2 separate regions of the Mus musculus genome follow, and region 1 is linked to region 2. The links are chromatin loops, found by intact Hi-C in ENCODE. Cell type or tissue: heart. All regions are shown on one strand. Links, peaks and the distances in the headings refer to the core of each region. The heading gives the core; the rest is flanking DNA.

Region 1 (5,000 bases), core at 1-5,000, 160 kb before region 2:
TCTCTCACAAAAGGTTCCGAACATTCTTGAACAGAGAAATACTCCCTTAAATAAAAAAATCAAACAAGATTAATTAATACTTACTAAAAACACATAATAAGCACTGCCAATCAAAACACACAAAGACTCTCGTGTAAGTTGAGATGAAGCACTGGAACCCTCACCAACAGCATCTAACCCTGTGGCCACACAAAGACTGTTCTCTGCTACCAAAGCAGTTACAGCACTGGGAATGACATACGTGAAATTATCCTTTCCAGAGAGCTCTTCTTTGAAATCTAAAAATGGATCCTTCACCAGATAGAGCTTCAGTCTGCTCAGGAGACCATTCACAGTTGGTAGATGGTTGTCCATTGCTTTATTCATAAAAATCATTTCCTCATCAATAAGCAATCCTGAAAAGAAATAAATAAAAAATCTAATAGTTATACCAGAGATCTAGATGTTAAATATTAACAGATTTTTCAAACACACTGAAATCATTAAGTTCCCTATTATACTATGTATATAAAACACAGAATGTGGTACCCAGACAAAAGGAAAATCTCAATAAAATGTAGTATTATTTAGCATATGGAAACAAAGACAAATGTTCTGAAACAGTTGCATAATAGTGACATATACTTTATCAACAAAGACGGACTTAATCAATCAAGGGAAGTATTCTCTTCTTCAAAACAGTACCAAAAGTTTAAAGAAATAAAAATACTGGACTCTGACTGAGTCTGGCTTTCTGTTCTCTGCATCATTTAATCTGTAAGGACATACAGTAAATAGATATGATCTAAAAAGCATACATATGAAATCACTGACTCCATCATTATAAAGCTACCAATACAATGCTGATTCACAGTTAGTTATAGTGAAAATCTATATACTAGAATATCTACTTGGGAAATATGATGTACTTTACATATTAAAAACACCATGGTAATATTAACCAGAGATGTACAATTTCCTTTCTATTTTAACCTTCAATGTTTGGGTTACTTTAGAAGCTTGGCTGCTTGTATGAGTTTCTAAGTTTTGGATAGGAACACTAAACTGGCCCCCTTCTTCAGTAAATTTCTCAGTGAAAAGAGAAAGGAAGGAAAATGTATGCTTAGAGAAAGAAGCACTCAGAAAGCCAGCATCTCCATCATGAAAGCCTCCTTGAGTGTGGAGAATGGACAAGTCTCTCAGATTCAGGAGGGAACAGTATGTAGTTTTCAGGCAGTGATGTCTCTCATGGCCTGAGTGATATGCATGTGCCTCATCAATATCTGACAGAAGACAAGCAGCTGGAAGCATCCCTTGCCTGTGCCAAATACATGTGTCAAAGAACTTTTGAAATAAACCAGCCTCTTAGGTGACCATCAAGTCATTTCAGTTCCTGTCAATCTCAGGGCTTATTTGAGAAAATTAAGGGTGGTTTATTGGTGCCATCCACCCATTCTGCAAAACCAACGAAGTCATGTTAAGAGTGAAACGACAAATTGTATCTTATATCTCGGGTATACTAAGTTTCTAGGCTAATATCCACTTATCAGTGAGTACATATCATTTGAGTTCTTTTGTGATTGTGTTACCTCACTCAGGATGATGCCCTCCAGGTCCAACCATTTGCCTAGGAATTTCATAAATTCATTCCTTTTAATAGCTGAGTAGTACTCCATTGCGTAAATGTACCACATTTTTTGTATCCATTCCTCTGTTGAGGGCATCTGGGTTCTTTCCAGCTTCTGGCTATTATAAATAAGGCTGCTCTGAACATAGTGGAGCATGTGTCCTTCTTACCAGTTGGAACGTCTTCTGGATATATACCCAGAAGAGGTATTGCGGGATCCTCCGGGAGTACTATGTCCAATTTTTTGAGGAACGGCCAGAATGATTTCCAGAGTGGTTGTACAAGCCTGCAATCCCACCAACAATGGAGGAGTGTTCCTCTTTCTCCACATCCTCGCCAGCATCTGCTGTCACCTGAATTTTTGATCTTAGCCATTCTGACTGGTGTGAGATGGAATCTCAGGGTTGTTTTGATTTGCATTTCTCTGATGATTAAGGATGCTGAGCATTTTTTCAGGTGCTTCTCAGCCATTCGGTATTCCTCAGGTGAGAATTCTTTGTTTAGCTCTGAGCCCCATTTTTTAATGGGGTTATTTGATTTTCTGGAGTCCACCTTCTTGAGTTCTTTATATATATTGGATATTAGTCCCCTATCTGATTTAGGATAGGTAAAGATCCTTTCCCAATCTGTTGGTGGCCTTTTTGTCTTATTGACGGTGTCTTTTGCCTTACAGAAGCTTTGCAGTTTCATGAGGTCCCATTTGTCAATTCTTGATCTTACAGCACAAGCCATTGCTGTTCTATTCAGGAATTTTCCCCCTGGGGCCAAAAAGTGGGAATGGGTGGGTAGGGGAGTGGGGGGGGGAGGGTATGGGGGACTTTTGGGGTAGCATTGGAAATATAATTGAGGAAAATACGTAATAAAAATATTTAAATATTAAAAAAGAGTGAAACGGCATTGGTTTATATTCCATTTCCTTGTTACTCACAAGCTCTGAGCTTGTCACCCCAAATAAAGCCACATTTAGATATATGTGCTGCAAGGGGACATTTTATGTCACTTGGCATCCCTATACCCTTTCAGTCCCTTCAATTAAACCACCATTTTTGATGCAGCCACTAGAGGTCAGCAAATCTCCACAACCAATGCTGTTAGACAAAGGCTGTTTTCATGGGAATGGTGGCTTCCTTACACAAGTACAGTGGTAGTGTATCACATGGAGTTCTTACTCTACAGCAAGCATGTGTGCTCACAGTGTATTACTCTATTGTAGACAAATGATAAGCAGGAAATGCAAGGTGGCTAGTTATGAAAGAAGCAGAAAAAAGAGGCTTGGTAACAGGAAACTTTACTAGAGTCACTCCTGCCCACCTAAGAAACCCAAGTTAAGCAGACAAAAACAGGGTGAGTTCCTTAACATGTGTGTATACAACAGTAATCATTTCTTAGTGGAAACCGGTGAGTATCTTAAACAACAACAACAACCCATATTAAATATTAAATAAAAGGCAAGACATTCCTCGTCCCCTAGCCAGGAAAACTAACCAGAACATTTTTCAAGGATCTAACACTGATTTCCGAACAGTTGTTATTTAGAACTTTTGGGGAAAATGACTACAAACTAAATCTCGACAAATACACGAAGAAGTCAGGGGAAAAACCAAGAGACAGATGGCATATGTCACAGGTATATAAGAGCTGATTAGGTGACATTAACACAATAGACAAAACCGTAGACAACCCAGAATTCAACTGGAGTGGGTCAGAACTTAGCATTTAATAGAAGCATCATCTCTAATAGTGGGAAGGACTCTTAGCTAAATGATACTGGAACAAATACCAAAGTGCTTAAACATTAAAAAATGTCCCTAGTCCTAAACATAAAAAAACCTGAAATACAATTACATAATATATTTAAAAATTAGTAGGGTGCCATGGCACACACTTAAAAATCCCAATACCCAGGAGTCAGGTAGATTTCTGTGAGTTTAAAGTCAGCCTGCTCTACAAAGTGAGTTCTAGATCAGTAATGGCTACATAGAGAGACCCTGTCTCAAAACAAACAAATCCTTAAACAATGGAAAAGTTATATAATAAAAGAACATTTTGTAATTAAAAACAAAAGAAACCATAAAAAAAAAAAAGAACATTTTTCTAAGCACAAATTCAGTGCTAGAATCAATAAAGGAAAACATCAGCAGAACTAATCAGAATAAAGTTAAATGCATTTGGAATTATTGGTGTGTTTACATATTTTTAGATGCCAGTAGAAAATAAAATCACTTTACAAAAGAAAATATATAAATAGCCAATACACACTAATAGCTTTTAAGGATGTAAAACATACATTTTCCTCATCACACTGGTTTATGTGTACCCAGTGACAACAAGGCTGGCACGAATAAGTTATTTTTACACTATGCCAGCAGTGCTAAAGCTAAGAACAAAATCAGTGAAATATTTATATCTCCAAGATTAACCTCAGTGAAATAACTAGAAATGCTCTGCCCAGTGTAGAAGAGACCCTCCTACTGGATGCCTGCAGAAGACAGCTTCTTGCTGCTGCTTTCGGATCAAGATGTAGAACTATGGCTCCTCCAGCACCATGTCTGCCTGCATGCTGCCATGCTTCCTGCCATGATGATAACAGACTGAATCTCTGAACCTGTAAGCCAGCCCCAATTAAACAGTTTCCTTTATAAGAATTCCTCTTTTCAGGACAAGAAACCCAAACTAAGACAATAGATAACTACAAAAAATAGATTACAAAGATAATAAAGTGAAATCTATGATACAGGACACAAATGAAAATAAGTTAAGTATTATTTTCTCCTAGTTAATTGCTTTTATCCAAAAATGGCTTGTAGTTGCCATGAAATAATAACAGCTCCATGTGTGTAGCCTGTTGGTTTTTTATAACTATCCCCATATACACATGTAATGTAATATAAGTATATCTTTCATCTCCACAAAATTTTACAAGAAGTTTTGATAATAGATCAAGAAAAACAAATTATAAAAGAAAGCTAAAACCATAATCTACCCTCAAGCCTCAATGACAACTTTCCCCAAACTATATCACATAACATAAAACAGCAGTAAAGTAACCTAGCTATAGGTTTGGTTTGGTTTGGTTTGATTTGGTTTGGTTTGGTTTGGTTTGGTTTTGAGTCATGGTTTTGTTTTGTTTTGTTTTGTTTTGTTTTGTTTTGAGTCATGGTTTCTCTATGTAGCCCTGGCTATCCTGGAACTCACTATGTAGACCAGACTGGCCTTGAACTCTGGAATTAAAGGTGCTAGATTTAAGGATTTACAGCACTCCTGGCTATAGCATTTCTTAAATAGCAGGAATGATTATATAACAGACTTTCAAGTTTTGATATTAAACACAGACTAGCCATCATAATACAAGACAGTTCTCAGCAATCTTTGAAAAACTCGGCCAGCTAGAGAG
Region 2 (7,540 bases), core at 1,157-6,156:
TCAGAGAAAGGAAGGGCTGGCTACTTTATGGGGCCCTCTGTGGGGAGTGGCTGGGGATTTGACACTAAAAGGCCACTGCTAAAGCTGACAAATATTCTTCTGTAGGGCGTGGCTGGCATCCTGTCCACCTCTATAGTAGCATGTGCATGGGCAGGTTCCACTGAGCGCCTCTGATATGCTGTCCTTGCTTGTCCTTTGGTTGAGCACCCACCAGGGATGGGAGTCAGGAGGCTGGCGTACTTTGGGAGAATTTCCTTGCAGTTCTGCTGGGGTGAGTCTTTACAAATGCCAATGCCCTGAACAGCTAAGTCACTGTGTCTGGAGTGGGTCCAGGCATCTGTGTTGTTCTGGCCTCCTATGTGATCACTATGTGTAGTCAGCACTCATAACCATTGCTTGATGGGTTGTTATTTGATACGGTAAGCTATTAAAGTTTAATTTATTAGGAACAACACTCACCCTACAGGTTGTTGATGAAGAGATTTGATGATGATTCCCCTGTTCTTCCTGTTGTGGCCTTTCCCTGGCAAGTACGCTTTGCGTTTAGATTTCTCCTAAAGAGTCTTAATTGCTCAAGCCATATTAAAAGAGTGAAAGACTGGGGCTGGGGGGGCCATCAAGTACTTGTTATGCAAGCATAGGACCAGAGTTCAAATCCCAGAACTCATGTATAGGACACATGCATAGCACACTCCTATGACAAGATAGGAGGAAATGGTTGGACACTCATTCAAAGATCACTAGCCAAAACCATGAGCTTGCCCTATGACTTCATACACACGGATACACCTGGGCTAGAGAGACAGCGAAGTGGTTGGATGCTTGTTGCTCTTACAGAGGACAGGAATTCAATTCCTAGCACCCACATGGAGGTTCACAACCATCCATAACTCCAGTCCCAGAGGATCCCATTCCTTCCTCCAGGCTCTGTGGGCACCAGGCACACAAGTGGTTCACAATCATACATGCAGACAAAACACTCATACACATTTTTTTAAATTAAAAATAAAAACTTGAGAAGACATATTCTTAAAAATATATATCTAAAGAAAACATTTTTTAATAGAGTAGAATTTCCACATTGTCCTGGAGGAAGCCAAAGACGAATCTGGATGGTCTGGCTGAGCCCTGATCTCTGCTTCCTTGCTGGCATTCATGGCACTGTGGATACAAGACTGAGTCAGCTGAGACCAGTGCTAAGAAGTCACCTATGACTACAAAGAAGCCAAGTCTACCGGAGGGCAAACACTCTGCTAGTATTTCCAGGCCTTCTGGATTCCCAAACAGCCAGCTGCCTGCCCTCCGCTTCCACCTAGAAGGCAACAATGTAATGACAAAGTGGTTACTCTGGGTCAGAAAGGTCCTGGGAAACTGCACTGAGCTGAACTCAAGAGAGGACTTTGGGTCTTTCCTAACCTGAACAGGTGTTGCCCACTATTAGGTGTGGGCCAAGAAAGCATCCTACCTTCTTTAGCTTGTCCTCTTTCAGAATCTAAATTCCTGCACAAATCCCTACTAACAATGCCCTTGTGGGAGGGAAGCTGCCCAGGATTAGATGACTGAAGATAAGGCTGGAATCCTTTGTTCCTGTTTCCACAGTGCCTTCCTGGTGAGGTTCCTGGGAGAGAGCCAGAGAGGCTTGCTAGAAATGTACAAGTATTTCAAGATTTTCTAGAAACGTGTGAGAGCCGCTCTCAGAAAGAGCCAGCAAAACTGGGGCGATTTGACTGAGAGCCTGAGGAAGTACCTGTCTCAGGACAGAGATCTCTTGCACAAGCACCCATCTCAAGCTTTGGGGTTGTCACACAAAGTCAGAGCCACTGCTAGGAGACCAAGAGCATGCCAACAAAGCCTTGAACTGTAAACACTGAGGTGACACAGAAAACATGATAAGAATATGTGGGAATTTCTGCTCTAGGGGAGCGGACGGATAAAGGACTCCCTGCCTCGAAGCCTACACAGCCTGAGATAAGAATGAGCCCAGGTTGGCCCCAGCCAGCTATGTAGGAAGGGCAGGCACTGCCCCGGACTCTGGCTTCAGTCATGTGATTTGTCAGACTGGCTTCTGCTTAGCTTGCCCAACAACTCCTCTGCTTTCATGTCATAAAAGCACAGCGCTTGTTAACTCTAAGTTCTTCTGGGCTCCATAGGTAGGTTTTTATTAGAGACTAAAACTTGAAGGAAGAAAATGATTCTGCGAAGTAGAGGCTGGGACTTCCATTCTCTGAGTCTTGGTCCCTTGCTCTAAAAGGTGGGGAGATCTAGATTTTTTTCTTCCCTCATGAGAGCACCTCATAACTCTTCCATCAGAGCAGCCAAGGTATGTTGTTCCCTGTGTCTGCCCAGCAGGACCATGAGCTCAGCACCAGACCATGCCATGTCCTAGGTCCTCTGTTCAGGGGCGTGTACACAAGTGCTCAAAAATACATCAATTAGGGAGATTGATGGCTCAGTGGTTAGGAGCATTGGTTGTTCTTCCAGAAGGCCCGGGTTCAGTTCCCAGCATCCACATGGCATCTCACAACTGTCTATAACTTCAGTGCTTGGGGATCCAACACCCTCACACAGACATACATGAAGCCAAAACACCAAAGCACATAAAATTAGGAAAAATAAATTATGGCCAGGCAGTGGTGGCGCACGCCTTTAATCCCAGCACTCAGGAGGCAGAGGCAGGCGGATTTCTGAGTTCCAGGCCAGCCTGGTCTACAGAGTGAGTTCCAGGACAGTCAGGGCTACACAGAGAAACCTTGTCTCGAAAAACAAAAACAAAAACAAAACAAAAAAGAATATAAATAAATAAATAAATAATATTAAAAATGCATCTATCAAATGAGAGTAGGAAAAAAAGAAAAGAGGAAGGAAGGAAGGAGAGGAGAAGAGGGAGGGAAGGAGGAAAGATATCCCAGAAGGCTCTGGGGGCTTACATACTTGCATAATGGCTGTTAGGTGTCCTGTTTCTCAAAACTAGGAGAGAAGAATTGAGTGCACTAAAGCCTCAGTGATCGTGGCTTTTAAAAGACTTCTAAAGGCTCCAGGTTGGAGGTGGAAAGTTCCACCCCGAGTAAAATACCAACATCCACGTTGAGAAAACTCCATCCCTCACATGGTCTCATGCCCTATCTCATTCTCATTTTAGAGATTTGGACTTGCTTAAATACTCCTCCCAGGTCTCTGCAGGGTCGACTCTCTCTCTCACTATTTATGTTTCTGTTCTAACCTTGCTTTTTCCAGAAAAGCATTCTCTGTTTTGGTTTTGCTAACTTTAGGTCTGCTTCCTTCCTCCTCGTGATCATCATAGAATAGCCATGTAGAACGAAAGCAAAACTCACGTGACTCTGTCATCGCTTCTCCCCCAAACCCTGAGTGTGACTCAGCCTGTGAATTGTCCCAGTGTCCAATCAGGCTTCAAGAGGAGGCAGTAGTTTTGGAGTCTAACTTTTCTCATTGGCATAAAAGATGCTAAATGGTGGCTTCCCTAAAGTCTCAAAGTCTCGTGTGTGTGTGTGTGTGTGTGTAAGAATGTTTTAATACCATAAGTTTCACTTATCTTAGTTCTCAATTGAGTGGTTTTACACAATTGTACATACAACACCACAACCTACTTTAAAAGTATCTCCATCTGAGACTGTATGAGCCAGAGGCCCAGCAAGCTTACTACTACTAGATATCGTCTTCCTGAGATGACAAAAAGCTGCATTGATAAAATCTCAACAATATGGCTACCTACACAAGACGTGCATAACCACAATGCCCATTGGTTGACATGCCAATGTAGATGGGAGTGGGGAGGCTTGGACTTTTACAAGGCCCTTCCCCTAGATGAAGAGCTACAGTTATCAGTGGCTGCTGAGATGGTAGAATCTGTTTTTCTCCAGGGATGAGACTCTGATATGTTGTCCAGTGGTCAACCCCAATCACAGTGCCTATGAACAACACTAATTAGACTCAGGAGGTTATATATGTGACAGTAATTGTTGTAGAAGATTATGGGCTGGAGAGATGGCTCAGCGGTTAAGAGCACTGGCTGTTCTTTCCAGAAGTCCTGAGTTCAATTCCCAGTGACTACATGGTGGCTTACAACCATCTGTAATGGGATCTGATGCCTTCTGTCATGCAGGCATACATGCATATAGAGCACTCATATGTATAAATAAATAAATAAATAAATAAATAAATAAATAAATAAATAAATCTATTTTTAAAAGATTGGTTATGCTTTTGAGAGGGGGCTCATGGCCATGGAGGAGTTGCATGGAGGAGGGGTAAGAGTGGAAGTGATGTAATCACAGCAGTCATATACTCTAGAACAATGTTTAAGTTAGAGAAAACATTTTTATATTCCCAATAAGATCGTTCACACTCATTTATAGTTAGTTCCTATTTCTCCTTTCAACTCTAGACAATCACAAATCTACTTTCTGTCTCTGTACATTGACTTGTTCTGGGTATATTTTACCAGTGGAACCATTAAACATGTGAGGATTTTGGGTCCAGATTCTTTTGTCTATAATGTTGTTGAGGTTCATCCAGGCAGAACCATGTACAGTATTTTGTTTCTTTCTATCACTGAATAATATTCCAGATATATGGTTTTTAAATGGGACAAGAATAGGCATTTCTAGTTAATGGATCCTGCCTCTGGGCTTTTCCTGGAAGAGCTTTTTAGCACTACCTCCAAGGCTCTCCCCGCCCCCCCCCCCCACACACACTTTTTGAGCAATCTTTTTCTCTGTCTCGGTGGAATGGAAAGTGTGGGTCATTCCATTGTGCTTTGGACAACAGGGTGTCTCGGAGATCAGATCACCTTAACCCATGTCCTCTGAGTCATGCCGTGTTCTTCTCAGATTGTAAGTGCTCTGCAGGGAGAGATCCAGTCCCCAGTGACCACATATCCTCTCTCTCCATGAACAACACTGAGCAGAAACCAAGCATTTAAGAAATGCACAGGAGAGATGCTTGTGAGGGGGCCACTTGAGACAGCTGGTCCTTCTGTGGGTTTCTGCAGCTGTTGGACTCAGAGCCTGCTTCCTGGAAGCCTTAACACGCTGGGCTCAACCATGCGTCCTCATTAGGCCACTGAAAGGCACAATAAACAGTTGAAAACAGAAAAAGGAGATCTGCTCAATGTGGATACACAGGGAAGAGGAACAAAAAGATTCAGCGGCTCACCCCGAGCTAATCTCTGGAGTCCTGGCATGAGACTTAGTTTCAAATAGAATGCAAGAGGTAGTATGTATGGATGGCTAACCCGTCCAGGCCAAGATGTGATTCCACCCATCATTGACCTATTATTGTCTTAGCATAAAATTGTCTTGTGAGGTGGTCTGACAAATTGCAGAATAGAACTGGATGCAACCTCTTTCTAGGAGGTGAGCTTCTCTTCTGCTGGCATCAGGTGAGCATCTCCTTGCCTGGCACCAGCCTTCATCCTTGTCTTTCCCTGGCAGTGGACATCTAGGGAAGTTCCAGTTCCTTGAGACTCTTTGTTTCAGTGGTCTGAGAGCCACCGGGAAGAATCTAAGAAACGCCTTTGAGCATCTTCCTTCCTGCCAGGGCAGCTCCATGCTTATTGCCCAGTTTTCAGTCCAGTTGTTTCGTGCTAACTGTTCATTTTACTGTGCTGACAGTGAGCAAGGACACTAGACAACACTGGTAGCAAGCCAACAGCCCTAAGGTCTCACTCTCATGTGTCCCTTCTGTCACTTCCTGAGATATACTAGAGACAGCACAGCCTTGTTCCAATGAGCTGGCTACCAGTGACCTTAGGGAACAGCAAGCATGCTTGGGTTGTTAGGGAGGCCTAGCTCCCGACTCCCCACTCTGTCATCTTTCTTTCTCTCCACATATCTTCTTCTTCGCCTTCTCTTCCCACTTCTGCGACTCGGTCATAGATGATGGGAACCATGCCAGTTCAGAAGAGTTTTGGTGAGAGTGAGAGGTGCTCTGGTGTTAGCACAAAGGGCTCGCTGAGCAGATTTCACAAAGGTGCTGAGGCCCCTGAATTTAATGCGGATGTTGCTGGGAGCAAATCAGCAGCCCAGTGTGTTTCACTGATTTGTGCCGCTCAAGTCCCAGCGAGGAATTGCTTCTTTGTTTTTATTTTTATAGTGTCTACATTAAAACATTTATAGAGTTCACATAGTCCTGATCTTTTCTTCCCAAGACAGGGTTTCTCTGTATAGCTCTGGCTGTCCTGGAACTCACTCTGTAGACCAAGCTGGCCTTGATCTCAGAGATCTGCCTGCCTCTGTCTCCTGGGATTAAAGGATTGTGCCACCACACCTGACACTTGTCCTGGTTTATTGGGGGGTGGGGTGGGGATCAGGTTTGAAGATGAAGCACTAGGTGTGGCCAAGCAAGCATCCTCCCTACCCCCACCCCTGATGGCCATGTTTGCCATAGATTTTTTTTTTCTCTTATTCGATTTTTCTTCTACACTCACACATACTACCCGCCTACCCCTGAGGCACTCAACTCCTGTCCTTTTGAAAGGTGCTGTTCAGAAAGGTTTGTTCCTGGAACCTGGGAAGGCTTGACAGCTGATGAGTTGATCAGAGACTTCAAACTGTCTGCCCGGAATGTGAGGACAGCTGATCTGCCTTTAATCTGCCTTCAATGTCTCTTTCTATCCGTTGTAGAGTGCAGTTGCTAAGAAGATCTGGAGGCAGCAATGGTTTGGCCTGGTCTTTTGAATGGGGCCTAGAATAGAGAGGTTTAGTGGATTGCTTTGTATACTTAAGAACAGCTTTATGGTGCTTAGTTCAAAGCTGTGGGTGGGAACTGCTCAGTTTGGTGGCTGACAAAGACGTAGCTAGCAAATACTATTATTTCCATGATGTCAGTAACCCTGACTTCTGGCCCTCTGGTCAGCTTCTAGCAACATCAGTACCCTATGTGCTGGCCTTCCTTTAACCCTTCCACATCAATGGCCACCTCCCTGTGCTCTGCATCCTAATCTCTTTCTAATGCCTGGCTTCAGCTGTTTCTGATACTGAGCTTAATAAATAATACTGTAAGCCAGGTCTAGTGGCACACATCTTTAATTCCAGCACTTGGGAAGAAGAGGCAGGCAGATCTCTGTGAGTTCAAGGTCAGCCTGGTCTATGGAGTGAGTTCCAAGGCAGCCAGGGCTGCACAGAGAAACCCTGTCTTGAAAACAAACAAACAAACAAAAGACAAAAAGCCCACTGTGCCTGGTCCCGACTCTGGTTTCCGTCTCTGGTACGCTGATTCTTGCTGCTCCAGGCCACCTTAGGCTGTGGAGTTCTGCCCCAAGCTCTTGTGGGGCAGGGCTCTCATGATGGATTGCCACTCACCGGAGAACACAAGTCATCTGGCTCTCAGGACTGTCTCAGGTGAGGGAAGGACTGCATTGGGGGGGCAGGAGCCATGCTACAGCTATTGTTCCCTCCTCTCCCTAGTGCTTGGTCCTCTCTGGCACACAGTAGGTGCTCTATAATATTCATCACATAGATAAATGGATGCATGGACAAACAGGTGAGGAAAGAAATGATGGATGAGGACCCGAGTGGTAAAA

Evidence for each region. Peaks named below come from ENCODE experiments on the same cell type or tissue, not always from the same donor. Only the 100,000 strongest peaks of a DNase experiment are listed, where the experiment ranks them.
Region 1: a loop joins it to region 2, with 2.4 times the contacts of the local background. A loop is called at or near these places in 17 of 42 quality-filtered maps.

What each region holds. Positions count from the first base shown.
Region 1 is chr4:59,093,889-59,098,888 of GRCm38, forward strand. Shoc1 (shortage in chiasmata 1) reads right to left here. Exons shown (of 28, transcript NM_001370843.1): 6 at 242-395; 7 at 1-45. Among named protein-coding and RNA genes, the nearest start is that of Gm35527, 22 kb to the right of the region's middle. In heart, for the core only: a CTCF peak has its summit at 2,677 (motif pointing right); a DNase peak (open chromatin) is centred at 2,673; H3K27me3 peaks cover 227 bases.
Region 2 is chr4:59,251,289-59,258,828 of GRCm38, forward strand. No RefSeq gene overlaps it. Among named protein-coding and RNA genes, the nearest start is that of Gm12596, 5.0 kb to the right of the region's middle. In heart, for the core only: no CTCF peak of the experiment used is centred there; a DNase peak (open chromatin) is centred at 3,341; H3K27ac peaks cover 814 bases.